Regions from separate parts of the Mus musculus genome. Here region 1 is linked to region 2. A link is a loop called in an ENCODE intact Hi-C map of the cell type or tissue named here. Cell type or tissue: gastrocnemius. All regions are shown on one strand. Each heading gives the region's core, and the rest is flanking DNA. Links, peaks and the distances in the headings are about the cores only.

The links. Hi-C counts contacts between places; a loop is a spot of excess contacts. Peaks named below come from ENCODE experiments on the same cell type or tissue, not always from the same donor. Only the 100,000 strongest peaks of a DNase experiment are listed, where the experiment ranks them.
Region 1: a loop joins it to region 2, with 9 times the contacts of the local background. A loop is called at or near these places in 1 of 42 quality-filtered maps.

The regions. Positions count from the first base shown.
Region 1 is chr7:25,211,739-25,226,690 of GRCm38, reverse strand. It overlaps Dedd2 (death effector domain-containing DNA binding protein 2), which reads left to right and starts at 6,832. Exons shown (of 5, transcript NM_207677.3): 1 at 6,832-6,927; 2 at 7,524-7,890; 3 at 9,024-9,146. The coding sequence starts at 7,563. It overlaps Zfp526 (zinc finger protein 526), which reads right to left and starts at 5,266. Exons shown (of 3, transcript NM_175436.5): 1 at 5,187-5,266; 2 at 2,484-2,576; 3 at 1-2,390. The coding sequence starts at 2,373. The coding sequence ends at 346. Mir7048 (microRNA 7048) reads left to right here and starts at 8,966; the gene lies at 8,966-9,023. In gastrocnemius, for the core only: a CTCF peak has its summit at 7,729; DNase peaks (open chromatin) are centred at 5,320, 6,733 and 7,553; H3K4me3 peaks cover 3,842 bases; H3K27ac peaks cover 4,030 bases.
Region 2 is chr7:27,153,879-27,168,830 of GRCm38, reverse strand. Cyp2t4 (cytochrome P450, family 2, subfamily t, polypeptide 4) reads right to left here. Exons shown (of 10, transcript NM_001100184.1): 2 at 13,528-13,715; 3 at 13,036-13,198; 4 at 12,525-12,674; 5 at 12,155-12,315; 6 at 11,437-11,613; 7 at 11,219-11,360; 8 at 10,930-11,117; 9 at 10,538-10,679; 10 at 10,267-10,448. The coding sequence ends at 10,267. Egln2 (egl-9 family hypoxia-inducible factor 2) reads left to right here and starts at 2,029. Exons shown (of 6, transcript NM_053208.4): 1 at 2,029-2,147; 2 at 3,103-4,211; 3 at 8,424-8,543; 4 at 8,908-9,044; 5 at 9,240-9,307; 6 at 9,620-10,173. The coding sequence starts at 3,333. The coding sequence ends at 9,675. Rab4b (RAB4B, member RAS oncogene family) reads left to right here. Exons shown (of 8, transcript NM_029391.2): 8 at 27-398. In gastrocnemius, for the core only: a CTCF peak has its summit at 8,838 (motif pointing left); DNase peaks (open chromatin) are centred at 4,127, 4,443 and 8,834; H3K4me3 peaks cover 4,245 bases; H3K27ac peaks cover 5,074 bases.

The sequences.
Region 1 (14,952 bases), core at 4,539-12,538, 1.9 Mb after region 2:
GGGAGTGTCTGGCACAGGCCTGGCATATAATTGGTGCTCAATAAAGGTTACCTGATGTTGCTGAGCACCGGGTGATGCCGTGCAAAGAGCCTTGGCAAACCCCATTCTGTAATGCAGTTGGTAGGGACTCAGACAGATCCCATCACTTGTCAGAGCTTCAGTTTCATCTGGGGCAGGGAAAGGTAACAGGAGGAACCCTGAGGAGTCAGCAGTTAGGAGAGGCCAGCAGGGTGGACCCTGACGTGTGGATGCCAGGTTAGCTTGCCAAGAGGGGTCCTCTTTTTCCCGAGGTGCCCAGACACAAGCTGGTAAGCAAACCCCTTTTCTCATTGCTCTTGCGCCGTGTCAGACAAAGGCCGTATCCAACTGCAACAGTCCGCTCGCCTCACTGGCCCCCAGTGCTGCCTGGCATAGCTGCAGTGTGTCCTCGAGTGCCAGCGGCTGGGATGTCTCAATGATGGCGATGGTCTCCCCAAGCTCTGTGCACATGATAGTCTGCTGAGGTTCAGGGGGTGGGGGTGGGACCGGAGAGGGTGATCTGGGAGGCTGCAGGGTCAAACTCCTTGCTCGGGCATGGACCCTCTGATGCAGCCGAAGGCCTGCCATGGCGCGGAACCAGCGGCCGCAGGTCCCACAGTAGTAGGGGCTCTTGTTGTAGAGACCCGTGATGGGAAGGCGAGGGGCACGTGCAAAGGCCACAGGCCGAAGGTGTAGCCGCCGATGCTGCTGCAGGTTGGAGCTCTGTGTAAAGCGCTTGCCACAGTCCAGGCATTGGTAGGGACGCACTCCTGTGTGGGTCAGCTGGTGGCGGCTGAGGTTGGCTAAAGAAGCGAAGGTCTTGCCGCAGGAGTGACACTGGAAGGGCCTCTCACCCGTGTGTGTCCGCAGATGGTTGCGCACATGGACGAGCTTCTTGAAGCCCTTGCCGCAGACCCCACACCTGTGTCGGCGTTCAGGGGGGCCGTGCACCGCGCGCCGGTGCCTGGACAGCCTGGAGGCTGAGGCGAAGGACTTGGGGCATTGTGGACAGGGCAGCTGGGCAGGTGGGGGCAGGGGTGGGGGCGTGGGCTCAGCTGGAGCTGGGGAGACAGTTGCTACCCTGGTGGGGGTTCCGCTTTTCCCAGTGTGAGTTCGTCGGTGGTACAGGAACTTGGTCATGTTGCTGAAGGTCTTGCCACAGCGACAGCGGTGCAGTGGGTTGGCAGTATGGGCCCGTCTATGGGCCACAAGTGTGAGCTCAGTGCCAAAGCCACGGCCACAGTCCACACAGAGATAGCGGGCTTCCCCACGGTGCAGCCGCTGGTGCTGCTCCAGAGAGGCCGCCTTCTTGAAGACCTTAGAGCAAGTGGTACACTCATGGGTGCCACCCACGTGGGCCCGGCCGTGAGCCACCAGCCGGTTCGCTGAGCTGAAGCTGCGCTGACACTGGCTGCAGTGGAAGGCATGGGTGGCTGAGGCTGGGCCGTGAGATGCCCTTCGGTGTTTGTGGCGTGCCCCTGAAGAGGTACAGTGCTGTGGACAATCCCCACAACTCTGAGCAGAGTCAGCCGTGGACTTGTTGCTTCCCGTGTCATCAGCAGTGAGTTCTGAGGATGCTTCCTCCTCATCAGTCTCTTCATCATCGTCGTCTTCCTCCTCCTCCCCTTCTTCCTCATCTTCCTCCTCCTCTTCTAACCCATTGTGCTCTTCTTTCTCCAGGGAGTCAAAGTGGGTGCCCTGATGCTCCAAGAACTCCTCAGGGGTGGCACAGAGGGTGGAACACTCAGGGCACTCGTAGGGTTCCATCTTGACTTCTGGTGGTGGTGGTGGTGGTGGTGGTGGTGGTGGTGGTGGGGGTGTTGGGGGAGGCAAAGGAGACGGTGGCTCGTCCGCTGCACTGGAAAGGTGCTGAGTTTTGCGATGAGCTACCCACAGCTCAGGTGAAGGGAAGAGCTCTTGGCAGTCTCCACACTGGTACTGGATCTGGCTTGCAGACTCCTGCAGGTGGGCATCCTGGTGGGCAAGGAGCTCGCTGGGAGAGAGGATGAGCTGGCTGCATTCACCACACTGGAAGGGTCCTTCCCCAGTGCTAGGCACTAGCTCAGGCTCCAGGCCTGCATCCTGGGTGGTCAGAGTCTCCTCCTCTGACATGGTGAGCAGGTGTTGTTCCTGGTGGGAGAGGACTTCCTCCAGGGTGTTGTAGAGGCTGCCACACTCCGAGCACATGAACTGGTGGTGCTGGAAGAAGAGGGACGAGGCAAGGGCCTCTCCAGAGGTCATCTCAGTCACTGCTGTCGCCATCTCTGCCAGCTCTCCTGACACAGCCGTTGAGATTTCCACTGCTCCTGATGATTGTGTTGGTATCTCAGCTGCCTCTGCCACCATCTCTGCCATTATGGGGAAGGCAGTGCCTGGAGAAAGAAGGGCAGAAGCCAGTGGCACACCAGGAACCCAAGGGGAGTGTAGGATGTCTCAGGTGTTCCCTAGCTCATTCCACTACTCACCAGTCTGTCAGTCAAGTTGTAGCTAAAGGTTTATGCCTCAGCCTTTCATGGTCTCACGTCTCTGAGTCTGTCGTAGCCACTATAGTCAGGTATCTGTAAGACAGTATGGACACCCTGCAGCCTGGCCTCTAACTCTGCCCTCTCAGAAGCCCACACACAAACATTCCCATTCCCTCTCCGTCTCTGAGCTTTCTGGCCCCTCAGCCTTTACCCATGCAAGTTCCTCTGTGTAACACCTTTCCTCCGCTCCTGTAGCCCCACAGCAAAGCATTTAAGGGAACAGCGGGGACTAGACTTCCCTCAGCTTGAGTCTGAGCTCTCCCACTTTACCTCCTCTCCCTTGAGATCAATTTTCTCACCGGTAAAATGGAACTAAAGTCAGACTGACCACAAGGCCTACGGCAGGCCAGGCACTTGGTTAACAAACACCAATGCTTGGGTTTGTTTGCAACCTAGGCTGGCCTCAAACTCACTGGGCAATAGAGGGTAGCTTTAGAGCGACCCTGCCTCAGCCTCCCCAGCAGTGGGATTCTGTATGTGTACTTCCACACTTAGCCCCAGGGATACAAAACTCTCCAACCTGACAGTCCAAGTCCTAGGCTTTTAGTCTGGTCTCAACCTAATCCAACCCCTTTCACACAACAGGAGCCTACAGTCCATTCCATGAACCCACCTTAAGCCTTCTGCTCCAAGACCTACAATTTAAGGAGATTTTATTTACTGTTATACTTTTTTTTTAATTGCGGGGGGTGGGGGGCTGGGGGGGAGCATGTGTGTGGAGTGAGATAACAATTTGCAGGATCTGGTTCTCCCACCATGGGGCTCTGGCGTCAAACTCAGGTCATCAGGCTCAGTGCCAATTGCTTTTACCCACTGAGCCACCTTATAGCCCTACCGCCACCATTTTTTGTCATTGTTTATGTTACTGTGTGCCTGCATGCATGAACACACGTCATGGCATACATGTAGCATACAGAGGACAACTTCATGGCATTCGGAGCCCATTCTTTCCTCCCAATGGTATATGGGTTCTGAGAATTGAACTGGGGTCATCAGGGCTGCAAGGCACACGCCTTTACCTCCTGGGCCAGCAAGATGGCCCGTTTTTGTTGTTGCTGTTGTTTGAGACAGATTTTCTCTGTGTGGCCCTGGACTGTCCTGGAACTCAGATCTGTAGACTGGGCTGGCCTTGAACTCACAGAGATTCACCAGCCTCTGCCTCCCAAGTGCTGGGGTTAGAGTTGTGCGCCGCCACTGCCTTGCTGGTTCTGTTTTGTAGAGACAGTCTATGTACAAAGGCTGGCCTTGACCTCACTCAGTATGTACACGGGGACGTCTGGTTCTCAGCCTTGTTTCTTCTGCCTCCCAAGTGCCATCGGCCACTTTCCTTACCTCTTTACTTGTGCTCATGCCAGGAGCATGGAGACTTTAGCTGGTAGCCCTGGCATACAGGCTGCTCATGTACTGCTCCCAGAGGGCAGGGATCTTAGCCTCTTCACCACCGAGGTGTTTCCAGTGCCAAGAAAGGTGCCCAGCACACAGTAAATACACAGACTCATTCAGTGACGAGTTAAGGCTCCCTATAGACGATGTCCTGGGACCTTAACCATCTCTGTGCACACTACATGTCTACCCATTTTATGCATTTCCATGATACATAGCCCAGTACAAGGCCCTGTTATTAGTTGATGACCAATAAACCATTTGCAGATAAATGACTTGCTAAATGCTCAGGAACCAAACTTTCCTTATCTACCAATTCCAAATACCCCATTAAGTGCGCTCTGTTTTGAAGCATCTCATCTTGTAACCCTGGCCTATCTGGAACTCACTATGTAGGGCAGACTGGCCTCAAACTCACAGAAATCTACCAGCTTCTCCCTCCCCAGTGCTGACATTGAAAGCGGGTGCCACTACACCTGCCTGGCTCCTCATTAAGTCCGAACCAGTCCATAAAGGATTTTCTTAGAAACAATCAAATGGGCTGGGGGTGGGGGAGGTTAGCATTCTGCCTTAGTTACAGCCTCACTGCCAAGACAGAACTCCCCTGGCTTGGATCAGAGCATGCTACATGGCTTGTAGCAGGTAAGGAGCGGATGCCCAAACTTTACAAAGTATGGATGAGCTCATACACAGAAAAACATGGTGCACAGGACCCAATCCTATGTGCTCTCTGAATTTCATCCAACTCAATCCTTCCAAAACTCACTTAACTTGCACACAATCCTAATAACACTGTCCTTCTAGAAAGTAGCACAGGTATCCCGAAATGGACACTTTTCCGCCTGCATTCTTTTCCCTCCCAGTCCTACACCGTGTCAGGGGGTAGGTGGAATTCAGCTAATACCTCTGTATACGGAAAGGAGATCTAAGCACCTACACCAGGGGCCTGAAAGTTCAACTTTCCCGCTACACTGCTTTTTTCCCTCCTACCAGATTCCTCTTCTCTGCAGCGTGAGAGCCCCCTGCAGGGGTGGGGTGTGCAAGCGAGCTCAAGCTGAGGCCAGCACAAGCAGGGGATCCAACGACGCCTCTAGGGCACACAGGAAGGAGCTGTCGATCATCCCGCGCTGCTCCAGCCCCAAGCGCAGGCCCCAAGGCTCTCCGACCCTGAGCGTACCCTTCCCTCTTCCTCCACTCTCTCCTTACACCCAGCGCTCTCTTCCCCGCCCGCCCTGCGGCGCCCTCACCCATCTCTCTTACCTCCAAGCAGCCCCTGCCGCTCTTGACACAGACCCTCCACTCCAGTAGTGTAGGACCCTTCACTATCCACGCCTCCCATTGGGCGGTGCTCTCAGGAGAGGCAGCCAATCAGAGCTGGTAGCGCAGGGCACGCGCCCTCGCGCCTGCGTGTTGGGAGTCAGGCGGGGCTCCGCGAGTTTCTCCACGCAGACACCAGTGCCCTGGAGGCGGTGTCCGGGACCAGGAGAGGCGCCTGCGCAGTTCTCCGGGGCCGCTCCTTTCCTGCTGTTTGAAAATTCAGCGGAGAAAAGTGTGCATCCTTATAGAGCGAGGTCGCACAAATGAACGTGGCGGTGCGAGACTTTGACAGGTGTTATCTCGTAGCAGAAGAGACTGAGCGTTTCTGACAGCGTAACTAAAAAGCCAGACACACTTGTACTTTTCCTGCGCCGCCTCAGTTTTTGCTTACGTGCAAAGTGGACTGGAATCGCATCTCCTGAAAGGTTGTTGAAGGCATTGAATTTTGTCATACACATAAAAATGTTCGGCTCGGGGCCTGATACACCGTAGTACTCACTATAGCCCACCCATCATAGAAGCTTTACCGTTTATAAATAGCTTTCCCCTTCCTCCCATTCTTTGTCTGATTCAATGATATTCACACAGAGAGCCCATACCGTGGACTCCACTGCCATCCGTTTCACAGGTGGAAAAGCTAAGGCCCAGAAAAGGGAAACAAACAGCCAGCATTGAGCCAGAGCCTCCCGCCCCTTAGGGAGACAATTCCGGGGGTGGAAACCAGTCCTAGAAGAGACCTGTCTTAGGCACGTGCTGGCCCTGACCTTGAGTCACCTAAGTGGGGGAGGAGGAGCGACCGTCACGCTCAAGGCCTCGTGTAGGGGACATGAAGACACCCTAGCCTCCACTTCTGTGACAGGATTGCTCTCATAGGTGCAGGTTAGGAGGGGCATCTGGGTGGCTCCAAGACTCAAGAGGGCTCAGAAGCGATTGTACAAAGGCTGTTCTAACCGTGGGTGTGGTGTCTATGATAGGAGGTGCTGATGGACGTCTTCGGAATGTGCTGCACACAGGGGGTGGCAAGGTCTATTGAGATTTGGGAAGAGGTATCATTCTGCTGCTTGCGACTGGAGAATTTATAAATTGGGGCTGGGGAGCTGTATGAGCAAGAATTTCCATGTAGGATCTGAGACAGCAGAGTTGAGTTGTAGGTTTCTGGTTGCCACCAGAATGGGGCATACTGTATTACAAGTCCTGATTATGAGCCTTGAGCGCTCCAGGGAGTCGGGACCCTCGTGACTGGTTTACTTTGCGCTGACAGCTGTTGGCACTGGTCATGTGGGTGTCTAGGACGTGATCAGGAGGAAGAGGTAGTCTGTGGGATGAGTAATTCCACCAGGTCGTGTCATAGGATTCAGGGGACACACACCGAGCCTGAAACCACCATCAAGAGCAAGACACAGCGAGGTTTTGCTCTTGCGCAAGCGCAGCAAGGGAGAGTCCGGACGCTTGGGTTAGGGGCGGATCTGGAGTCCTGGAAGGGGTGGAGCTTGAGGTCTGATTCTGCGCTTGCGCTGTAGGGGCGTGGCGGTCGCACCTGCGCGAGTTGGGCGAAAGAGGAGGAGCGAGGTGACGCAGGCGTAATAATAGAGAAGGTGCCAGAAAGATCCAAAACAAGTGGCTGCGGCCGTCGCCCAGAAGTCATCGGACGCTGGAATCTGGTGAGGATAAGAGAGGCCTAAAGGTGACTGGTGAAGGGTAGCTGGAACCACTTGGGTGCTCGGGTGAGGGCAGGATCGATCGCCCTTTCAGGGAGGGGGGGTCGGATTCAGACAGTACCACCTGTGTGGCGCTCAGGGTTGTCTTGGTCGGTCCCACTTGCAGGGGGCCGAGGGTCACTTTTGAAAGGTATCACTTGAGTGGGATGTTGGAGCTAGCAGGAAGGTACTAGTGGACAGAACCCGAGGGCTATGACCGGACATTTGCCATCCGAAGTCACCGGGCAGTGGACAAGGTGCCCTGCAATGGGCCATGTAGCTCATTCGAGCTGGTCGTCTAGGTCAGTCGGTGGCAAGTTCGAAACGTACTACTCAGAAAAGGGCATCTGGGCTTGGTCCTCCCGACAGTGATGTGGACCGGTGGGGTCTAGCGTTCGACCTGTTACTATGGGATCTCGGGCGATACCATTCCTGTCCGTGGGAGGGAGAGAGGTTGAGACCGTTGAGGGTGTGGGGGGCGACTCTGCCCGGAGACACCTTGCGGGGCCCACGCTCTGGCCTCTGTGGGCTTTGAGCCACTGTGTCGCTGACCACGACCTCCTCCCCGCCGTGTGGGTTCTAGGCCCTGGTTCTGAGCTTGTTCCGCACCCCTCCCCTGGGAATGGCGTTGTCCGGGTCGACCCCGGCCCCGAGCTGGGAGGAGGATGAGTGTTTGGATTACTACGGCATGCTGTCGCTTCACCGTATGTTCGAGGTAGTGGGCGGGCAGCTGACCGAGTGCGAACTGGAGCTCCTGGCCTTCCTGCTGGATGAGGCCCCCGGCGCCCCCGGCGGCCTGGCCCGCGCCCGCAGCGGCCTGGAGCTGCTTCTGGAGCTGGAACGCCGCGGGCAGTGCGACGAGAGCAACCTGCGGCTGCTGAGCCAACTCCTGCGCGTGCTAGCCCGTCACGACCTCCTGCCACATCTGGCGCGCAAGCGGCGCCGGCCAGGTAGGGTTTGAATAGGAAGTTGCAGAAACACCTTGCTCCCTCTGGGCCCCTGTACTTCCCTGATAAGGATATACAGTCTCCCCTATTTCACAGCGAGAAACTCAACAGTGAGAGGGTATGGCTTAGGTAGAAGTGAGCTTGTGGGATTCGGCCATATCAGTAATGATTGTGGCCACTGTTTGTGGAACTTTTTATGCCAGGAAGAGACAAACCTTTCATAGGAAAGGTTTCATAGGCACTGTCACCTGACAGCCCTCCCCCGCCCCCAGGGAAAACAACAGGTTCAGAGACGCTGGGTACCTTGCAGCATGTGAGGCTACAGAGAAGTTACAGCCAAGATGCCAACTCCACGAAACTTGTATTAGTGGAGAAGTCAATTAATAGTAAATAAGGAACTTAGCTTTGGATATGGTCGTAGAGAGGGATAGAGTACCCCCAGAATGAGGAGAGGTAACAACAAAGGAATACTTTCCTAAGAAGGTGGCGTTTGAAATGGGGTGGGGGGCATGAAAATGTGTCACACGCAAAGTATATGTAGCAAGGATTCAAACCTGCCTGGCCTGTCTCCAGGGTTGAGGCCCTTGATTCTGGGGTACAAAGGGAGGAGCTAGGAGGGGAGGAGTCAGGTGCCAGGAGCCTGTAGGTGTGCTGTTGGGCTCTTTCTTGAGAGATACAGTGCAGAGGTTGGGAAGGGGGGAATTATGAGTTTTTCTGTCCCACAATAAGCCTGTGGGATTTGTGTAAGCAGAGGGGCACCTCTAGGAATAGGCTGTCTGCTTTTAGAAAAAATACTGTCTTGAGTGTCACCCTCAAGAAGCAGAGAGCCCTGCTTATATATCATGGGGCTCCAGAGTGAGCTGGAGATGGGGGCAAGTGCTATTACAGGGACCTGGGCTACTGAAAGAGGAACCCTGGCAGCTGGAGCTGTTGACACGGGTTGAACCGCCCCATGAGTACTCTGTCCTGGGAGGCCTTTGAACAACCTCTGGGCGGGAGGTGCTTGAGGAAGCGTGGGTATTTGGGTGTGACCTCTGAGCGGCTGGGTCAGGCATCCCGTGGCTGGGCACTCTTCCTAGGATGCGGGGCTGAGAGGTGAGGAAGCCGAGATAGCTTCTTCCATTCTCTTTCCCCAGTGTCCCCTGAGCGATACAGCTATGGCAATCCCAGCTCTTCTTCCAAGAGGACAGAGGACAGTTGCCGGCGTCGGCGACAGGCGAGCAGTTCTTCGGACTCTCCTCAGAGTCAGTGGGACACAGGTGAGTCTGTCCTGTGACTAATGTCCTACATCCTGGTCCATCAAGGAAATGGCCCGAAGGGTTTTGTATTTTGCGGTGTGCCTGTGTTTATTATTGCTATCGGAGGAAGGAAAAGCATGTGTCCTGAAGCAACAGGGTTGTGTCACAGGGACTCATTCAGATAGCATCAGGCTGCCTGTGACCCAGCAGTCATGGCTGGATATATTGCTAAGGCTTATTTTATGATGGATGCCTTTAACTTGTTAAATTATTGTATTCTAGTCAGTGTATACACACATGCACATCCCTATTTTTTTGTTTGTTTGTTTGTTTGTTTGTTTTTCAAAACAGGGTTTCTCTGTATAGCCCTGGCTGACCTGGAACTCACTCTGTAGACCAGGCTGGCCTTGAACTCAGAAATCCACCTGCCTCTGCCTTCTGAGTGCTGGGATTAAAGGCGTGTGCTGTCACTGCCCGGCCACATCCCTGAATTTTTTTTTATTTTTATTTTTTTATTTTTTTAAGAAAGAGCAGAAGGAAGGAAGGAGAGAGAGAGAGCGAGCACAATTTTTTTTTTTTTTTTTTTTTTTTTTTTTTGGTTTTTCAAGACAGGGTTTCTCTGTATAGCTCTGGCTGTCCTGGAACTCACTTTGTAGACCAGGCTGGCCTGGAACTCAGAAATCCGCCTGCCTGTGCCTCCCAAGTGCTGGGATTAAAGGCGTGCTTCACCACGCCCGGCTCGAGTGCAATTTTTTAAAAGATTTATTTTATATATATAAGTAAACTCAGGACCTCTGGAAGAGCAGTCAGTGCTCTTAACCGCTGAGCCATCTCTCCACCCCCTACCCCCCACCCCCTGATTTTTAATTATGTAAAACTTCAAACATTCAGAAAAGTTAAAAGACAGTACAGAGAGGTTGGAGAGATGGCTTGGTGGTTAAGGGCACTGGCTGCTCTTCCAGAGGTCAAGGGCTCATTTCCTAGCACCCACATGGCAATTCACAACTGTCTATATCTGTATGGGATCCAATTGCCTCTTCTGGTATGAAGACAGACATGCAAACAAAGCACCCATATACACAATATGAATAAATAAAGCTTAAAAAAAAGTACAGAGAATATCTTCACTTGGATTGAGGGATGACTAACATTCTATGGCGTGTGTGTGTGTGTGTGTGTGTGTGTGTGTGTGTGTGTAATTCTGAGGTTTTCATTGAGCACTTTGGAAGTATATTACAGATATCGTTAGACCTAGCTCTGAGTTAGACAGCATAATATGAGAAGATTTCTTCCTAAGAAAATGGATATTAGTTCTCTGATCTCTTCATAGTCCACTTTCCAGCCTCTTAAAATCTGTGAAGTCTCGGAGTCTGTTAATATTGTTTGATGTATATGCAGCTTAAAAATAATAGTTATTATTTTGAGGTAGAGTGTCATTCTGTAGCCCATGCTGTCCTGGAACCCACTTTGTACCCCAGACTCGCCTCTAACTAAAGCAGAGGTTCTCAACCTGTGGATTGAGACCTTTTCATAGGGGAGGCCTAAGACCATGGAAAACACAGACATTTGCATTATAATTCATAACAGTAGCAAATTACAGTTATAAAGTAGCAACTAAGCCGGGCAGTGGTGGCCTGCACATGCCTTTAACCCCAGCACTTGGGAGGCAGAGGCGGGCAGATTTCTGAGTTTGAGGCCAGCCTGGTCTACAGAGTGAGTTCCAGGACAGCCAGGGCTACACAGAGAAGCCCTTCCTCGAACCACCCCCTTCCCCCCAAAAAATGTAGCAACTAAAGTATTTCTATGGTTGGGGTCACCACAGCATGAGGAGCTGTATTAAAGGGTCTCAGCATTAGGAACGTTGAGAACCACTGACCTAGAGGTCATCCTCTTGACTTTCCCCTCTCCAGTACTGGAATTAGAGATGTGAGCCCCTGTGCCAACTGGCGTTCAGTATTTACCTCTGTAACCTCTGTAGAGTAGGAACTTTTTTTCTTGACAGACAGAGCCATCTTCCTCCCTCTCTCTGTGTGGGGCTGGACCTCCAGTATGCTGACTGCCTCTATACCACCAAACCACAACTGTGTGTGCTGGCCTCCTCCCCAGCCCAGAGTCTTCTGGTATTGTCCACCCTACAGGGTTGGTCAGTGTGAGCAATGTTCTGAGAGTCTTTCTGGTTGTCACATGCCGGTGTCACATGATGGTGTCCTGCTACTTGGTCCCCACCCCCATCCCCCCAGCATCCAGGTAGCTACAATGGGCACCATGCCTGTGCTGAAGTTTTCACCATGAATAGGGAAGTGCGGTCAGGCACTTATGGTCACATTGGCCAGATTTATACATTGGGAAGAGACTTCTTCTTTGGGGTGTGTGTATTGGTATGTGGTGGGCTTGTGTGTGTGTGTGTAGGTACACATTCACCTGTGTTCATGTATGCAGAAGTTGATACCAGGTGTTTTCCTAATTCCCTCTGTTCGCTGAGACAGGGTCTCTGGCTGAACCTAGGGCTTTCTAATAAGGTTAGTCCAGCTAGCCAACTTGCCCTGGGGAAGCCCCAGTCTATGCCTCCTCCGCATGGAATTCCAGCTGGGTCTCCCTGTCTGCCTCAACAGGCATGTGCTGATTGGCTAGTAACTTGCCTGCTGTGGTTAGTAGTGTATAAGAGAATGCTTTTTAGTGTGCTTTGCACCCAGTTGTTCCTCCAGGGCATTTAACATCCTTTTGTGAACCCTGCCTGGACCATTTGCCATATTAATGTTTGTAACTCATTTATTTGTTCATATGGTAGCTTTTTTTTTTTCTTTTACTTTTTTACTTTTTTCCTAGTAGCTGGGATTGACTGGCTTGTGCCATGAGACTGGAACAAAGAGTAATGTTTAAAATGTGTTGTTGTTGTTGTTGTTTTTAGTTAATATTTTTCTGTTTTGTGTGTGTGTGTGTGTGTGTGGTCTTAGACATTAAACCTAGGGTTTTGTGCATGTTCAGCAAGGGCTTCTATCACTAAGCTACGCCCCCAGGCCCTCAACTGGGGAATTTGAGGCAGGCGCTCTACAGTTCAGCTGTTCTACCTCTCTAATTTAACAACAGAGTATCATTAAGTAGCCCAGGCTGGCCTGAAACTCTTGAGATCCACCTGTCTCTGCCTCCCCAGTGCTGGAATTAAAGGCATGACTCACCCTACCTCCACCCCTTTGTTCTCTATCTGGCAGATGGAGTCCTTTCCAGCTTTTCTCTCCTCCCTTCTTTACTTCCAGGAATCACTGTGTAGCTACTTACTATTCACTTTGTAAATAGTCAATTAGTCATTCTGACCAAGGTTTGAATGGCTTCAGCTCTGTCTTTTGGACCTGTGTGCCTCCCTGGTTTCCTGCTTTGTGCTTTAAGATGCTCCAGGATGTCCTGGACTCACCTTGCACCTGTCACCCCCAAAGTCATCTGCTTGTCAGGGAGTCTGGCTTCTGTTAGAGACCTCAATACTTAGACACCAAATATCCATTACTGGGTGTGTAGGACACCAACTTCTCTTGGCTGGATGGGAAATTGGATGCTTGCTCTTCAGAGAAAGTGCTAGGCCTACAGTCCCTTGGACACTCAAGACATTGAGGCTTTGTTTGTTTATTTTCAAGACAGGGTTTCTCTGTATAGCTCTGGCTGTCCTGGAACTCACTTTGTAGACCAGGCTGGCCTGGAACTCAGAAATCCGCCTGCCTCTGCCTCCCAAGTGCTGGGATTAAAGGGGTGCGCCACCACTGCCTGGCAAGGTTGAGGCTTTTTTGTTGTTGTTGTTTTGTTTTGTTTTGTTTTTGTTTTTCGAGACAGGGTTTCTCTGTATAGCCCTGATTGTCCTGGAACTCACTCTGTAGACAGGCTGGCCTCGAACTCAGAAATCCACCTGCTTCTGCCTCCCGAGTGCTGGGATTAAAGGCGTGCGCCACCACGCCCAGCAGAGGTTGAGGCTTTTAAGTTTACTCTTAAGTATGTGTATATTTGGGTTTATAGACTTAGGTGCTCATCCCCAGGGAATCCAGAAGAAGATGTCAGATCCCCCTTGCCCCCCCCCCAAAAAAAAAGGTTAAGTTACTCATGGTTGGAGCCACCTCAGGAGGGCATGCTGGGAATTGAACTCAGGTTTGGCTCAAGAGCTATGTACAGGCTAACTGCTGAGCCATAGCCTGCACCCCTGACTGTTTACTGTTACAGTGAGAGTCTTGGCCGTTGGTTCTGAGATAGATTTACTTCCTTTGTTTTACCGCAGTAGTGAGGCAACACCACATTTTATCTGTAGAGGCTCGTTTGTTCCTAATGTATTCTTTCAGGGTTTGCAACAGAAGTGACATGTAAGGAGTGTTCAAGAGTGTTTTGATTTCTCTCCTACACTGTTGCAAACTGTGTTACAGTTTTTCTTCCAGTTTTTGTAAATTTTTCCAGTTCTGCTTTCCTTTAAAATCTGACTACTGGTGTATGTGTGTATGTGTGTGTGAGTATGTGTGTGTGTGTGTAAGAAACTTTGAGACAGGGTTTTACAAGGTGGCTTGGGCTTGCCTGAAACTCACTATGTAGACCACACTTGCCTTGAACGCACAGACATCCACCTGCCTCTGCCTCAAATGCTGAGATTAAAGATGTGCGCCAGCCACTAGTATGTGCTTGTTCTTGTTCTTTGCTTAAATCCAGCCGAGTTTGCAGCCACACTGTTCTGAGGCAGTGCTTCTCAGCCTTCCTACTACTTCCACCCTTTCATAGGATTCCTCCTGCTGTAGTAACCTCACACCATAAAACTTGCAACTTTGTAGCTAGTGTTGCTGCTGTTATGGATCTTAATGTGGAATCTGTGTTTCCAGGTGGTCTTCTGTGACCCCTAGCTAGGAAAGGGTGGTCTGACATCTGATGGTTGAGAACCCTTGTTCTAAGGTACCTGCCCTACTTCCTTCACCAGAATCCTGGTGGTACCAATCATGTGGGCCAAGTTCATTGTGCCCTTTGATTTTATCCTTCGTTTATGCTGCGAAGTGTATAAAACAGTTAAGTGACTGAAAGGCAAAACTGCAAGCATGTGTGTGAGAGTGTGTGTGTGTGTGTGTGTGTGTGTGTGTGTGTGTGTTGTATAAGAAACTTTGAGACAGGGTTTTACAAGGTGGCTTGGGCTTGCCTGAAACTCACTGTGTAAGCAGCCAGTTTTCGTTCTTTCTAATGTGTCCTTTCAGGGCTTCCAGCAAAAGTAAAAAATGGCTGGAGAGGAGAGTTCAGGTTCTCTCTCTCTTAGGCAAAGTGTTACAAACTGTACACTTAATTTGTCTCCAAGGCTCTTCTGTATTTCAGTTCTAAGACAAGGTTGCTGTGTAGAGCAGCCTGGCCTGTGGTTGCTTGCTTCTCACTCCCCTTAGCCTCCTGAGTATAGAGATGCAGACATTTAGGGACTATGCCTGGCTCCTGCTTTGTGTTACTGGGTTCAACAATTTACCATGGATATCATTCCTCCTTGAGAGATTGTTGCATTGTTTTTTGTTTGTTTGTTTGTTTGGTTGGTTGGTTGGTTGGTTTTTCGAGACAGGGTTTCTCTGTGTAGCCCTGGCTTTCCTGGAACTCACTTTGTAGACCAGGCTGGCCTCGAACTCAGAAATCTGCCTGCCTCTGCCTCCCGAGTGCTGGGATTAAAGGCATGCACCACTATGTCCAGCTAGACTGTTGCACTCTTATTTTGTTGATTTTTGTCTTTAAAGTACAAAGCAAAACACCGGTTTGTGTGTACAGAGCTGTGGTGCATCCCAGAGATCAAATGCAGGTCCTTAGGCCTAGTAGTAAGTACCTTTACCCACTGAGCCAGTGC
Region 2 (14,952 bases), core at 4,041-12,040:
CAGGTCACAATGCCCTTCTCTTTCAGCTCACCTGTTCTTCTGGACCAGCCCTGCCCGAAGGCTGGGGCTCAGAACCAGGCCCCAAGAGGCCAGGCCCCAATCTGCCCCAGTCTCAGAAAAGTTACTCCATCCCCCATCCCCCTTCGCTGGCCTGGTGGGGCCTGGCTGTGGGGCAAGATTGAGCCACAGGGGAAAGGGGACCCCATACCTGCTGCTGCTTCCTCTGCCTTGGCTAACTCTAGTCCCCCTGAGCCCCAAACCCTACCTGAAGAACTCCCAAAGCTTGAGACCAGGGCCGTTTGGCCCCAACTTCCTGCCTGGCCCCGCTGTTGCAAGTCTGTTATTTATTACCTGGAGGCCTGTTCCATCCTGTCCTGGTCCTCCATAAAGCATTGTTTACACCTGTGTTTCGGCCTCTGTCATTCTGAGATGAGGAAACCGAAGTGGTCTCTAATGGAAGCTATGAATAGGCCTCTGCATGAGGAGCCCCTGTTTGTGGGTGGTGGGACTTGGTTTGTGGGACAAGTTGGGGTAGGTACATCCTGGCTCACGTACTCATTGAGGACAGAGTTCGTCATTGTATACATGTCCTTGCTTTTTCCTACACACAGCCCCCCTTTTTGACACAGGGCCTTGTTATAGCCTAGACTAACCTGGAATTTGAGGTCTCCCTGCCTCAGCCTCCCATGAGCTGGGATTACAATGTACCCATCCCAGGTTGTGTACATGCTTCATGGTAGTGGCAGTACACGATCCATCAAAGGTGGTGTGTGCAGCGATGACATCCCTGTGTGTGACATGTATGGGGCAGTATGACACTGTGGCATGTGAGTAGTCTCTGGCCTGGTGACTGTGTTGGTGAGGCTGCTGTTGTGTGCAACATCAAGACCGAGGACTTGGGAATCTAAGGGGGGGTCTTGAGTCTGTGCCTGGTTTGACTTAGTGTACACCACCTCATGTCTGCAAACTAGGACGGTGGCTCACTGTGTTCCTAAAAACACGTGCTCCTGAGGTTTGTGTGTGCACTGATGGAGATTTGTTTCTTTGTGTGTGTCTGTGTGCCTGCGAACACGAACATTCTTCGCCATGTGCCACTGTGGTTCTTGTGCAACCCGGACTCCTGGTCATACTTAATGTACCCTGATGTCTTTATAGCCATAGCCTTCTGGAGACAGGTGCAGCCCCCCTCAGGACAGCTTCAGCTGCTCTCACAAAATGTCAGCAAGTATCCAAGCCCACTTATTGCCCATTTGTTAGGCCCTGGAGTTGGTGGAAAGGGTCGGGCATTCAAATAACCCTATCCACACAGCCCTCCCCGGAATGGTGGTATAAATATTAAGAGTAGCTTAGTGGTAGAGCGCTTGCATCGCACATGTGAAGCTCTGGATTCAGTCTCCAGCACTACAGAAACAAAAAATCCGCTTGGGCTACAGAGGAGCTGGGTTTTGCAAATGTCTTCTTTGTGAGTCTGTCCCAGGTTGCTTTAATCTGACTCCCACAGTTGCCCTGAGGGAGCAGCGAGGAGCGGGTCATGCAAATAGTACACATTTGCTCATTTGTTCTACCCGGTTTCGCTTCTCTAAGGACGTCCCGTACTCACCGTTATTTTTTTTTAAGTGCTTATGTAAATTACTGACGTAGGAATTTACATACACTTTCCAACTAACTGCGCAGTCATTTCTCAATATACTCTTGGGCTGTGTGCAGGAGCGGCCCATGTAAATGAGACATTTGCATAGCAAATGCCAAGAACCCAGCTGACAAGTTCACTGACACTTTTGGCTCCGAGGGGTGGGCCTTTCTGTGTGAAACTGCTCTTTTGTACCCCTCTCCAAGGGGCCGTCTTGAGAACTCACAGAACGCCTTTTACTGAACCTGCGTGTCTGCTTTCGCGTGGAAGGGGAGGAGCACATAATGCAAATAAGCCTCGCGTCCCGGACCAGCTCACTTCTTGGGCAGTGCGTTCTAAGCCTCCTGTCAACGTGCGGTTCGCGCACGCGCAGTCTCCTCGGCCGGGCCGCTGTCACGTGCCCAGCGGGCGAGGCGGGGGCGGGGCGTCGCGGGCGGTGGGGGGCGGGGTATGGCGCGCTGCGAAGCGCAGGGCGGCTGGCACAAACGGCGGCGCCGAGGCCGGAGGAAAAAGCTCGGTGAGGAGGTCGCGCGAAGGGAAAGACCCGGGGAGGAGAAGGAGTCTGAGGCCCGGTGGCCGGGCGCGGGCGACGGGGCTGGAGGCGGGAGCGCGCGCGGGCGGCAGCGACCCCACGCTAGGGCGTTGGGGGTGGGGAAGGAAGCGCGCGCCCGGCGCGGTGGGGCGGACCATTGGGGGCCACGGGAGCGCGCAATAACCACCAAGGGGAGGGGCCGGGCCGAGGCGGCCCCGCCTCAGTCACCCGGGGCGTCCCGCGGCCCCTGGGTCCTGGCGGAGGGGGTTGGGAGGAAGGCAGTCGGGTCGGACTCTGCTCTCGGGCTCCCTTCCGTCAGTCCGTCCGTCTGGCAGGACCTCCCTTCCGGCTGGGTGTGTGTCGGGCCCCAGTAGGCTTCCTCCCGTAGGGCACAGGTCGACCCCACCGGCCCTCCCGCTCCCCTGCCGTCTTGTTTTTCTCCCTGTTCTCTTTGTCCCTGGACTCCCGGTTTTCCCCGCCTGCCCTGGCTCGTAATCTTCCACCCAGGCGATTAGGTTCCCGCGAATGTTGCGCGGTGGCATTGCCCGTTGGTTCCCCACAACCCTGACTTTACCCTAGATTCCACACTCCCGTTTTCTGTGTCTCCTCCCTCCTCATCTCTCTGAGTCTCTATAGAAACCTCAGGCAGGTACCTTGTATTTTCCACTTGCATCGTCGCTTTTCGTCCACAGATATCTGTCTCCCTATCACCTTCCTCTCTGGGCCGTCATGCAACGTTCTCTGCACTTTCTCTCTATTACTCTTTATGCCAGACATTCCCTCTCAAATTCCCAAGTTATATGCCCCATGTTGTCTCCCTGTGTGCGTGTGTGTTTGTTGTGGCCCAGTCTGTCATCTACTTCCTGCTGGTACCATCCCCACCCCTTCCCACCTGCTCGTCTCTTGACTTCTTTTAAGTTCTTCCTTTTCTCTTTTCCAGCCACCCCCATCAGTCCCTTCTCAAGCTCCTAGAGACAACTGTGGACTTGGGGACCAGCGAGCACCCCCAGAGCACTAGAGGAGCCCCTGCTGCCTGCCCTGCCTCACCCTGCCCCACACGAGGCCCAGCGGCCCCGGGCTGCATCAAGTGGAGGAGGAGGAGGCGGAGGAGGGTGGCACCATGGGCCCGGGCCGTGCCCTCCATGCCCGGGGGATGAAGACACTGCTGCCATGGACAGCCCGTGCCAGCCGCAGGCCCTGAATCAAGCTCTCCCTCAGTTGCCAGGGTCTGTGTCAGAGTCCTTGGAGTCTAGCCGAGCCAGAATGGGGGTGGAGAGTTACCTGCCCTGCCCTCTGCTCCCGGCCTATCACCGTCCAGGAGCATCTGGGGAGGCCTCGGCTGGCAATGGGACCCCCAGAACCACAGCCACTGCTACTACGACCACTGCCAGTCCCCTGCGGGAGGGCTTTGGTGGGCAGGATGGTGGTGAGCTTTGGCCACTGCAGAGTGAAGGTGCTGCTGCGTTGGTCACCAAGGAGTGCCAGCGACTGGCGGCCCAGGGTGCCCGGCCTGAGGCCCCCAAACGGAAGTGGGCCAAGGATGGTGGGGATGCCCCTTCACCCAGCAAGCGACCGTGGGCCAGGCAAGAGAACCAGGAGGCCAAGGGGGAAAGTGGTATGGGCTGTGACAGCGGTGCCAGCAACAGCAGCAGCAGCAGCAGCAACACTACCAGTAGCAGTGGCGAGGCAAGTGCTAGGCTGAGGGAGGAAGTCCAGCCCTCTGCACCTGAGCGCCTGGCCCTGGACTATATTGTGCCTTGCATGCGGTACTATGGTATCTGTGTCAAGGACAACTTCTTGGGGGCAGTACTGGGTGGCCGTGTGCTGGCTGAGGTGGAAGCCCTGAAGTGGGGCGGGCGTCTTCGTGATGGGCAACTAGTGAGCCAGCGGGCGATCCCACCGCGCAGCATTCGTGGGGACCAGATTGCCTGGGTAGAAGGTCACGAGCCAGGCTGCCGGAGCATTGGTGCCCTCATGGCTCACGTGGACGCAGTAATCCGCCACTGTGCAGGGCGGCTGGGCAACTACGTCATCAATGGGCGCACCAAGGTAAGGCACTTTTCTGGTGCGTGCCTGATGCTGTGGCATGGGGGTCTGGAGACAATCCTCTGCGGGTTATGTAGCAGGGTGTAGGCACCTCCGTCAGAGGGGCTACAGTTACCTCCCTCCAAACTTTGAGTTTTGTACCAGAAATAGTTCAGCCCGGGGTGGTGGTGGTCCTCGACCTTGGGAGACCCAGAGCCCCTGACTGTCCAGACTCTCCTTAGACCACGGGTAGTGAAGCTGGCACGCAGATGGCAGAACCAGAAGGCGGAGGGAAGGCTGGCAGTGTCGAGTTAGCCTAGGCCGAGGATGGGGTGCTGCCTGTCTAGTTGAGCACGGAGCCTGGCCTCCATTCTGCCCTGTGAGCCTACTCTTGGAGCCAGGAGCACCAGGAGCAGCTTCCCAATGGTGACACTGGGTGACAGTGTGCTCGCGCAGGTAGAGCACTTGTCAGGCTCTTTCCCACTCTTCCCCGCCCCAGTCCCTGTTCTCTGTTCTCTGACTGTTTGTCACTTCCTACCTGCATGTCTCTGATCTCTTTCCTTGACCCTCTGCCTTTATATTTTTCTCCTCTATGCCTCCTTGTTGCAGAACAGTAGTTCTTAATGCTTTTGAAGTCAGGGCTTTTCGGATAAATCTGCTGAAAGCCGTAGACCTTCTTGGGAAAGGTGTACATTTAGTGGGCAGTTGTCAGGAGCCGACTGGACAGACAGTGACCTCCACGGCCTTTCTAGTCTGTTGACATACCTGTTTTCTTCATGGAAGGGTGTGTGAGTCTGAGGCTTGGTGTGATCTGAATACAGTCCGTTGAGAGAGTGCCTGCTGCAGGCTGGTGGTCTTACGGACTGCGCTCTGCCCTAATGGTGCCCTCCCATATCTCCACGGCCCTATCTTGGGTTCTGCCTCAGTACAGCTTTCTTTTCCGACTGGAACTGGCTTGGGCACCATGGCCCCTGCCTCCCATCCCCCAGGCCCAGGTCTGTTTCCTCCCCACCCCAGCTGGAACCTGCCCTACTTCCATCTCCCTCCTGTTACTTGATAGCTGAAGAGCCTCCCTGGGTTTGGCTTCTGTGCAGGCAAGATCGGTGTTGCTTCCCCAGCTCAGCAGCTTTGCAGGAGGGAAGTCAGTGGGGACACCAGGAGAGCTGAGCACCCAGGGACTGGGACATAGCTTTGTAGCCTCAGAGGATGAGAAAGCTGGTTCAAGTGCCTGGCTACTCAAGCAATTTGGGAAAGCAATTTAAAGGGATAGGTGGGGCCTCCTCCCACCTGTGTTAGTGACAGGACCTGAGCTAGGACTGTGGAGGGCTAAGAGTCAGGTTCTTTTAAGTGGCTCTTATCCCTCGGGAGGAAAGAACAGGTCAGATTGGTCAGAGGGACAGAGGGAGCTATAGCCCAAGCACTCTACATGGCAACTCCATGCTCTCCCACTTACAAAGGAAGGGCCACATGTAGCCTCCCTTACTGTGTTCGAGAGTTGTGACTGGGGGGTATTGAAGTGATCTGAGGCAGTGGCAGTGAGGAGACCGGCCAGAAGTGTGGCCTTGACCAGTAGTAACCTAGCCTAGGTCATTCCTGAGCAGAGCTCTTCCTCTGCCTTTCCCTTCCCTTCTTTCCCTGTCTCTTCTCTGTGGACTTGTAGCTGGAGGAATTGACTGGCATCAGGGTGAGCAGAGGGATCCCCAGGGAGGGTCCAGCTAGTGTAGTTTGCCCCTTTAATTGTAGCTTGGAGGCAGGGCCTGCTGTCTGACTGAGTCACTGGCTTCTGATAATGCTGTGTGTGGCATGGTATGGTCCTTGGTACATTATTCCAATAGCGGTGATTCCGGCATCCTGGAGAGTAAGTTTCTTTGTCACTCTACTGCTGTCCCTGTGGTTGAAACTTTTCCTTGGGGGGGGGGGCGGGGTGTCGCTGTTGAGAGCAGCACTTTGATACTGCAGGTAGAACCCTGGGTACTCTGGCTTGGCCCAGAGCTTCTTGGACAGCCACCTAGATGCTGCGTCCTGAGCAGTAGTGAGGTGAGACAAGTCCACCAGAGACCACCACATAGACACTCTTAAAGCCCAAAAGGTTTCATTGCTGCCTGTCAGCTGCGTGCAGAGCTTGCCTAGATCATGCAACCCTGAGCCTTACAGCTGTGTGTCTTTTATGCACAAACAGCATGTTCTGGTTGGCACATTTCAGTTTAGAAAGAAGCAGAACTACAGAAGCCAAGACAGAAGAGCAAGGTTGGTGCATTTAGGATTTTCTTGGAACCATGGGCTACATCTTTGTTCTGTTCTGACAGGTATTGGGTCTCTTATATGCTAGGTTTTGAGGTCAGGACAGTTCCCCTAACATGATGCTAGTTGTGCTAAGGTCTAGGGACCTGTTAAAATAACACAGACAGGATTGCAGGCTTTGAGGTGGGGAGAAGGTAGGTGTGTTGAGGCTTGGAGCAGAGGGAGAGTCAGAACTTGCAGGCCGGTGGTCTTGGCCCTATGGTGGGGATTGTACTTTTCCGGGTGTGTAGTGCTGTGCGGGGATTGATTAAAGGTAGTACAGCACTGTCTGCTGTCCCCATCAGTTCGAAGAACCTGCTTGAGCCCTGATTGGATTTCCAGCTCAGGAGGCCTTGCCCATCTCTAATCAGTGACTCATTGCTTCCAAGCCACCAGGCCATAGCCACATGCTTTCCTCCCAGTGAGTGGTTGCCTAGAGGGCCATCCCATCTGCAGAAGTCATGCAGGGAAGACTTGCCCTCCTGAGCTCAGAGGCCAGGTTTTCTCCCTGGGGACCTTGTCACTTACTGTACCCTGGTAGTGAAGCTCATTACTGCTGTGTGGCCTTACTAAGGCTCTTTCCCAAAGTAGGGTGTGTGCTGGGTCGGGTGTATAGATGGGATGCAGGGAGGGCTTCAGTGTGCCAGCGGGGTGAACCCTGGGGTCAGTGGGTAGAGGAGAGTCTTGAGAGGAGGATGTAGGGCTGAAGTAACCTTCATGGAGTGCTGGGTAAGCCTCCTATTTCAGCAACACACATTGATGGGTCTGATTAGGAGTGGTTTTCTATGGTTGTCTTGTTGGGCTAGGTTGGACCCAAAAGTGTAGCTGAGCATTGTCAGGGAACCCCAGCTTGCAGAGTAGTACCTGAGTGGCAGGATCAAGAGAGATGGTTGCTGACTGGGCAAAAGCCAAAGGGTTCTCATGCTAACTACTTCACTTTGCTTACTGTGAACTCTCCCAATGGAGTTGCACTGGGGCGACTCTGACTTTGTAACGTTTCAGCTTGTGCTTCAGTTCTCTGTCCTGGAGCAGCAGGCGCTGTATCTTTGCAGATGCACACAATTTAGTTCAGTTCTCAGCATCCTGTCAAGTGGCGTTACCTCGAGTGGGGAACTTAATTTCCTTCCCCAGTGCCACAGCTCATTTGGCTACAGAGACTTGGCCCTGCATATTGGGTCTGCAGAGGTGGCTGGGCCTTGTCTGTTAGCTTCCTGGTAACAAATACCCTCAGGCCCTGGCTGTCTGGTTGAGAGACAGGGAAAATCTGGAACCCTAAGGCAGCCCTGTGCCACAGACATGAGACCTGGTGGAGGCCTGCCTCTGAGATGTTGTTAATGGGCGGTGCTTATCAACTCCATTTTACAGAGGGGTAGGTGAGGCCTATTGGAGGACTGGGGATGGCAGCAGTGTGCAGCATGCTTGGAGCTGGAGTTCTAGGTCAGGTTCCTGTCCTATATTCACGGGACAGATCCTGTAGCTGGAGACTGTAGTCAAGTGTGGTCAAGTCAGCATGACTTCACAGTGGAGTCACCTGAGAGAACCTTGAAAAAAAAAATCTAGGCTGTACCTTCTTCGAACCCTAACAGAACTAACTCGAAGAGGCTCCAGACTCAAGGAGCCTCCATATCTCAAAACTTAGGAGATTCTGTGCTCTCACTGAGTACTTGAAGCCAGCCTTAAAGCTTGCATGCTTAGTGCTGGATCACAGGTGTGTACCACACACCACTACACATGGCTAAGGTTAGGATCTCTCTAACAAGCACAAACCATCATTTACACATTGAGTCCCTCTGGTTCTAGAGTGGGGATGGAGGTGGGAGTGTGGCTTGTTGAAGCAAAAGAGCTTAGATTTCTGTGAACTTGAGGATGGAATCTGGCTGAAGGAGGACAAAGGTCTCTTGGGTTGGAACTCCCTCTGCCTGGTCTCAGTAAACCACCTTTCTCCATTTCTACCAGGCCATGGTGGCGTGTTATCCAGGCAATGGGCTCGGGTACGTGAGGCATGTTGACAATCCCCACGGCGATGGGCGCTGCATCACCTGTATCTATTACCTGAATCAGAACTGGGATGTTAAGGTAGGGTTTGGGGTTGGGATGGTATGCTTATGTTCCAGCTGGGATCCTGCCCTCCACTCCTCAGCTCACAGGGCAGTGACATCTGCTGGCTCCTCTTTAGCTGACTGTGGGCCCTCCCTCTTTTCCGGGAATGGTGCCGTCTGCTTAGCCCCACCCAGACTTGTACATTCTCCCCCTTTTCCTGTCTTTAGTAGCTTCCTGCCCATCTCCATGGCAATGTAGACTCTGGGCTGTCATTCATTTTAAGGGCCTGAGTGTTGGGAGGGAGTGATGTGTGCTGGCGCTGCGCCCCCTGGTGGGCACATGGGTGCGGTGTAAGACAGGCTACAGGCTTCACCAGTAGACTCATCTGGCCTGCCCCCAGGTGCATGGCGGCCTGCTGCAGATCTTCCCCGAGGGTCGGCCAGTGGTAGCCAACATCGAGCCACTCTTTGACCGGTTGCTCATTTTCTGGTCTGACCGACGGAACCCACATGAGGTGAAGCCAGCCTATGCCACCAGGTATGACCTGTACTTTAGGGATTGTCCAGCTGCTTCCCCTGTGCCAAACATTTCTTAGCTTGTCCCCAGTCCCCAGAGTTGACAGGGGAGTGATGAGATGCTGAGAGGGCCTAAGTGGGACCTGCAAGGGTGGAGGTGTCAGCTGAGGTGGCTCTAGAATGGCAGAAAAGTCATTCTGACTGCCCAATTTTTCAGGTACGCCATCACTGTCTGGTATTTTGATGCCAAGGAACGGGCAGCAGCCAGAGACAAGTATCAGCTAGGTACGTGCTTTCTTCCTTTGTCCTTCCTAGTCCCTGTGTGCTGCCAGGTCCTTAGCCTTTCTTACCCCCTTGGGTGCTGAGAGTGGTTCCCAGGGCCTTTGCCACACTAGGCCAGCACTGCCGCCAGCCCGCTCCCACAGGTCTTTCTCACCAGTCCCTTTGCCCAGTTCTTGCCTACTTTCCTGGTATCCCCTACCTGAGACCCATTTTTTTTTTTTTTCTGTTAATGTTCTCCCCATCTTCGCAGGTTTCTTTTGGCTTCTTTGTCCCTTCCTAGTGATTCACAATTTCTTGTCTTCCTCTCATCCTCAGCATCGGGACAGAAAGGTGTTCAAGTACCAGTATCACAGCCAACTACACCTACCTAATGGCCAGCCCCAGAGCTGCGTGGACCAGCAGCAGCTCCTGCCTCAGTGCCCGCTCCTTTCCTGCCACTGCTGCTGCTTCTGGCTTGCCTCTGTACTGTGTGGTGTGGAGGGCACTAAGTATCACTGAGGAGCAACAAGGAGAGACCTCTGCTGCCCCGTGAGCGAGCGGTGCTGGGTTTTGACCTGGGCAGTGGCCAGTGTGGCTGGCGGTCATGACTGGTGGCTGTGTCTGGTCCGTTGAGTGTAGAGCTGAGAAGAGGCAGGATTTGGGGTTGAGGTGAGTCATGGCCTCTTGCTGGAAAGGTGTGTTGGGGTGTGGGTGTCATCTCACCCTCGTCCCCACTCCTCCGGCCTGGAATGTGAAGTGACTCCCCAGCCCCTTTGGCTGTGGCAGTGTATGGACTGGGCTGCCACTGTCTGGGCAGAGTAGGGTGCCATGACGAGCATGGGTATGGAGGTTCTGCCAGCCAAGAAATAAAAGTTTACCTCAGAGCTGCACACACTTGTATTCCTCTCTGTAAAGAGATTTACACATACAGTTAGGGCAGGTAAGGATATCAGGGCCACTGAGATCACCAGTGAAGCCCAAGCTCAGCGGGCCACCAAGCGGAGCTGGAAGGCTGGGGGCACATTACCCAGACCAGTACACTGTGGGTTAAGGTTGATGTTGGCAGGACTTCCCACAGGGAGCAGGGAGAACTTCTGCAGGATAGCCGTCAGGAAGAGGAAGATCTCGGAACGGGCTAGGCCAGCACCCAGGCACATCCGCTTTCCTGTGGGTGTGGGTGCAGGTGTGGGATGAGCAAGCCCCTGCCAGTCCCCCAGTGCTAGCCACTCAGGTCCCCTCCCTCCTACCCCAGACCTAAGGCAAAGGGCATGAAGGCATCGTTGTTCTGGAACTCGCCATGGTCATCCAGGAAATTGGTGGGATTGAAATGGTCAGGGTCCTTGAATTGGGTGGGATCCCGGTGTGCAGACACAAGTAGGGGAATCACGAATGTGCCCTGTGGGTAAAACAGTGTGACCCACAGACTTGAGTGTGAGCCCCTCACCCAGACTCTTTCTGTTGTTGGCACCTAACACAGGGCCCTGCGGTGCTGGGCAAGTGATCTCACATAGCTACACCCCAGCCCCTAAGGTGGTTGGCAGAGCCTGGGAGGGAGCCCCAGGTACTGGTTGTGTTAGCCCTCACCGAACCTAGTCTCTGAATTGTCCCCTTCTCCCCAGTGCAGAATTCCCAGGCTCCATGTGCACCTTGTGCAGGAAGTGGTTCTTGAGGTTTACGTCTCGGGTGAGGGCCCGGGGCAGCCCCAGTGGTAGCACACTGATGAAACGCTGGATCTCATGTAGCACCGCATTGGTGTAAGGCAAGCGGGCACGGTCCTCTATTCTAGGGGCCCAGGTCCGACCTACAGTGGCGTCCAGCTCCTCTTGCACCTTGGCTGCGGTCATTGGAGGCTTTGAGTTGTGCTTTACTGAGATCCCACCCCAGCCACCCTCTCTTCACTTAGGGGGAGGGGAGGGATGGACCCAGTTCTCAAACCTGCCACCTCAGGGTACTTGAGCATAATGAGGAGCCCATAACGTAGAGTAGTGCTTGTGGTTTCAGTGCCACCAAAGAAAAGATCGTGAGTAGTCATCACCAGTGTCTCATCCTGGAAATGGCTTTCCAGGTCCTGCTGTTCCTGGGAATGGACAGAGGTGCTCTAATGCCTGCTGCTTGGCAGGGTGGGTATGGTTAAGGGTAGCAGGGACTGGTACCTTATCCATTTGGTCGAGGAAACAATCAATGAAGTCACGGGGTTCCCCAGTCTGTCGTGACTGCCAGTGCCACTGAATTTGCTCAGAGATGAAGAGTCGGAGCTCTTGGAAGTTTTTAAATATTCGGTTGTGGGGCCCAGGGATCCAGTCCATGAAGGATGGGAACATATTATATATCTGGAGAGACAGGGTTCTCTCCTTTCCTCTGCTCCACACCTCTCCTCCCCTCCCCTCTCCTTTTCCTTCCTTCCTTCCTTCCTTCCTTCCTTCCTTCCTTCCTTCCTTCCTTCCTTCCTTCCTTCCTTCCTTCCTTCCTTCCTTCCTTCCTCCCTCCCTCCCTCCCTCCCTCCCTCCCTCCTCTCTCTCTCTCTCTCTCTCTCTCTCTCTCTCTCTCTCTCTCTCTCTCTCTCTCTCTCTTATTCCCACTATCCTTGGCTAACCTGGAACTTTATATGTAGACCAGGCTGGCCTCAAATTAGATTCTCCTGCCTCTGCCTTCCCAGTACTGGGATCAAAGGCATGTGCCATCATACCCTGCTGAAATGGTCTTAATAGGGCCCTGGACAAGGCCATGGTTTCTTTGTGGAAAAATTAAATCAGGACTTTGTGTGTTGTAGAACTTTGTCATTAAATCTGTAGCCACTGTAGGTAGGGCTATGCCCCTGGAATTTGGCACAAGGCTGCATGTAAAATGAGAAATTGGAGCCCATCCTCTCACCTCAGCCCATCGGGAACTCATGATACAGAAATTGTCACTGAAGAGGTTTAGGAGCCTCCGGAACTCTGGGTCCCCATAGTCATAGCGCTTTCCGAAAACCACAGTACAAATGACATTGGATACAGCACTATCCAGTAGCTGCTGGGGGTCAAATGGAGCTCCTGGGGGGTGAGAGCAGCTCTGAGTAATCAAGCTGTGGTCCCCTAAAAGTGACATTTAGTAAGATCTGCAGAGGAGACCCTCGTCCTCAAGCCTCTAGCACCCTCACACAGAAGCTGTGTCCCTCCTCCACATAGCTCCATCCATCCCCCCCTTCCCCCCCACCCCCGACCCCAAACCAGGTGGTTATGCTTTCCCTGCCAGACCACACCCATGGTAGCTTGAAATTCATCCAGCACACATGCTGCCTCCTCCAGGATGCGATCCTCAATGGTACTCCTACCCACGCCAAGCTCCCTCAGCACTCCAAGTGCAAAGTTGCGAAGCGAGTGCCAACGCGGCCCGTTAGAAAACACTATGCCTACAGTGGGAACCAAAAAAAAAAAAAAAAAGAGTTGGCCACGCTGGGCCTAGTCGCTCGCTTCCTTGCCGCTCTAAGGATGACTTCTTACTGCTTTGCACTTCCCAGACCATATGCCAAGCACCTCAGCTGAAACCACGCAGCCTGACATCTTTGAGGGTAGGATCCCTGACCAGCTCTTAGGGCTTAGGAATTTAGGCTGCTATTGGTTACATTGTGAACCTCTACTGGACCCCAGGCCTAATAGCTCGTCCTCATTAGCACCATTCTTTATTAGGCACCTCCCATTTTGCTCGGCTTCACTGGTCCTTAGACCAAGTTGAGGGGTCTAGTACTCACTTCCACCCACCCTGGGCCTCACCGTTTCCGCAGGTGAAGCGATCGAAGACAGCCATGGCCCCGCGGCCGGAGAACGCATCTGCTTGCAGTACTAATGCATCTCGGAGCGCCTCATAGCCGCACAGCACCACTGCAGGGAGCGGGCCCAGCCATACAGTGAACACTGGGCCCCAGTGGCTGGAGAGCTATGGGAAGTGCCATGGAGACCTCAGAGCTCTCATCTTCCTTAGATCCCAAAGTTTCCGTCTCATGCCCTCATTCTACAGGTCTAGTTCTAAACCGCCCCTCACTTTTCAGACCCTGGAGTCTAGGCATCAGCTCTTAGACACAGGGGTCCAGGCCTCACTGTCCTCCCTCAGACACAGGGGACCAGACTCCAGCCTTCCTCCCTCAGACACAGGAGTCCAGGCTCCCAATCCTGTCTCTTCAGTGAACTGGGATTTCTACCCCTCTTCTGGCTGGGCACAACAGCACCTTCATAAATCCACCTCCCCCAACCCACAGTAGAAGCTACCTCCATGAGCACACGGTCCAAGTCTCCAGACTGTAGTTGTAGCAAGTTCCCCAGCAACGGGAGAGGTGCGGGCCCTGGGGGTAAGTCTTTCTGCATCTGAGCTTGGCGGCGGACCACCCCACCCCACCAAAGCAACAGCATTAGAATCAGCAGCAGCAGCAGCAACGCCAAGCAGGTGACCATCCTGTCTAAGATCCTCAATGTGCGGTGGCAGTTGAATTGACAGGGGATTTAAGGGGCAGGGGATTGAAGCAGGGCGGAGACTAGTGTGGGAGGTGCAAGAGTTTGAGACTTCTCTGTTCCTCGAATGCCTAACCCTACATCCCCACTCAGCTTCTAACTCTCATATCTATTTTCCCTGAGACTGTGTGTGTGTGTCCGCGCACGCGCACGCGCACATCTCCCCCAAGTCCCCTGTACCTATAAGACCTGTTCTTAGTCCCCCAGCTGTTTCTGGGGGACTGTTCTGGACAGTACCTTCAAATGCCAGACAGGTCTACCTCCTGCTTCCTGAGTATGCTCCTGACTCCTAAAGACACCATTGACATTGTAACATCACTGGCCTGGCACTCCTGGGCTCTGTGCCTTTGGTTCCTAGGAATTCACACCTGGGACTTTATCACTTCTGTTACTTTTCCTTTTTCTTTTTATAAATAACTGTGGGGGGCTGGTGAGATGGCTCAGTGGGTAAGAGCACCCGACTGCTCTTCCGAAGGTCCAGAGTTCAAATCCCAGCAACCACATGGTGGCTCACAACCATCTGTAACAAGATCTGATGTCCTCTTCTGGAGTGTCTGAAGACAGCTGCAGTGTACTTACATATAATAAATAAATAAATCTTTAAAAAAATAAATAAATAAATAAATAAATAACTGTGGGAAGCCGCAAACGCCATTACAAGATGGCGCTGGCTACCACTGGCCACCACCCATGAATTTGGGTAAACAACCAATGTGCGCATGTGCATAAGAGTTTTTTGCCGAGTCACTGCCTGGCCCGACGCATATTAATGAGGTACTGGTAGCATAACCAATCAGGTATGGACACGTCACTCCTAGGCCTATATAAACAGCGCCATTTCTTGGCTCGGGGTCTTTCGCCTATGCAGTCCATGCTCTCCCAATAAACTTGTTGCAGAAGGATCCTGTTGTGGCGTCTCACTTGCTGGCGAGTCGGGTGTCCCACAAATAACCTTTATTTTATTGTATAAGTGCTTTGCTTACTTGTAAATCTCGGCACCACACGTGTTCCTGGTGCTCAGGGAGGCCAGAGGAGGGCATCAGATCCCGTGGAACTGAAGTAGCAAATGATGCCAAGCTGCAATGTGGGTATTGGGAGTTGAACCCTGGTCCTCTAAGCCACTCTCCAATCGCCCCCCCCCCCAAAAAAAAAAAGACTGAGTCTTGTCAGGTAGTACTGACCCAC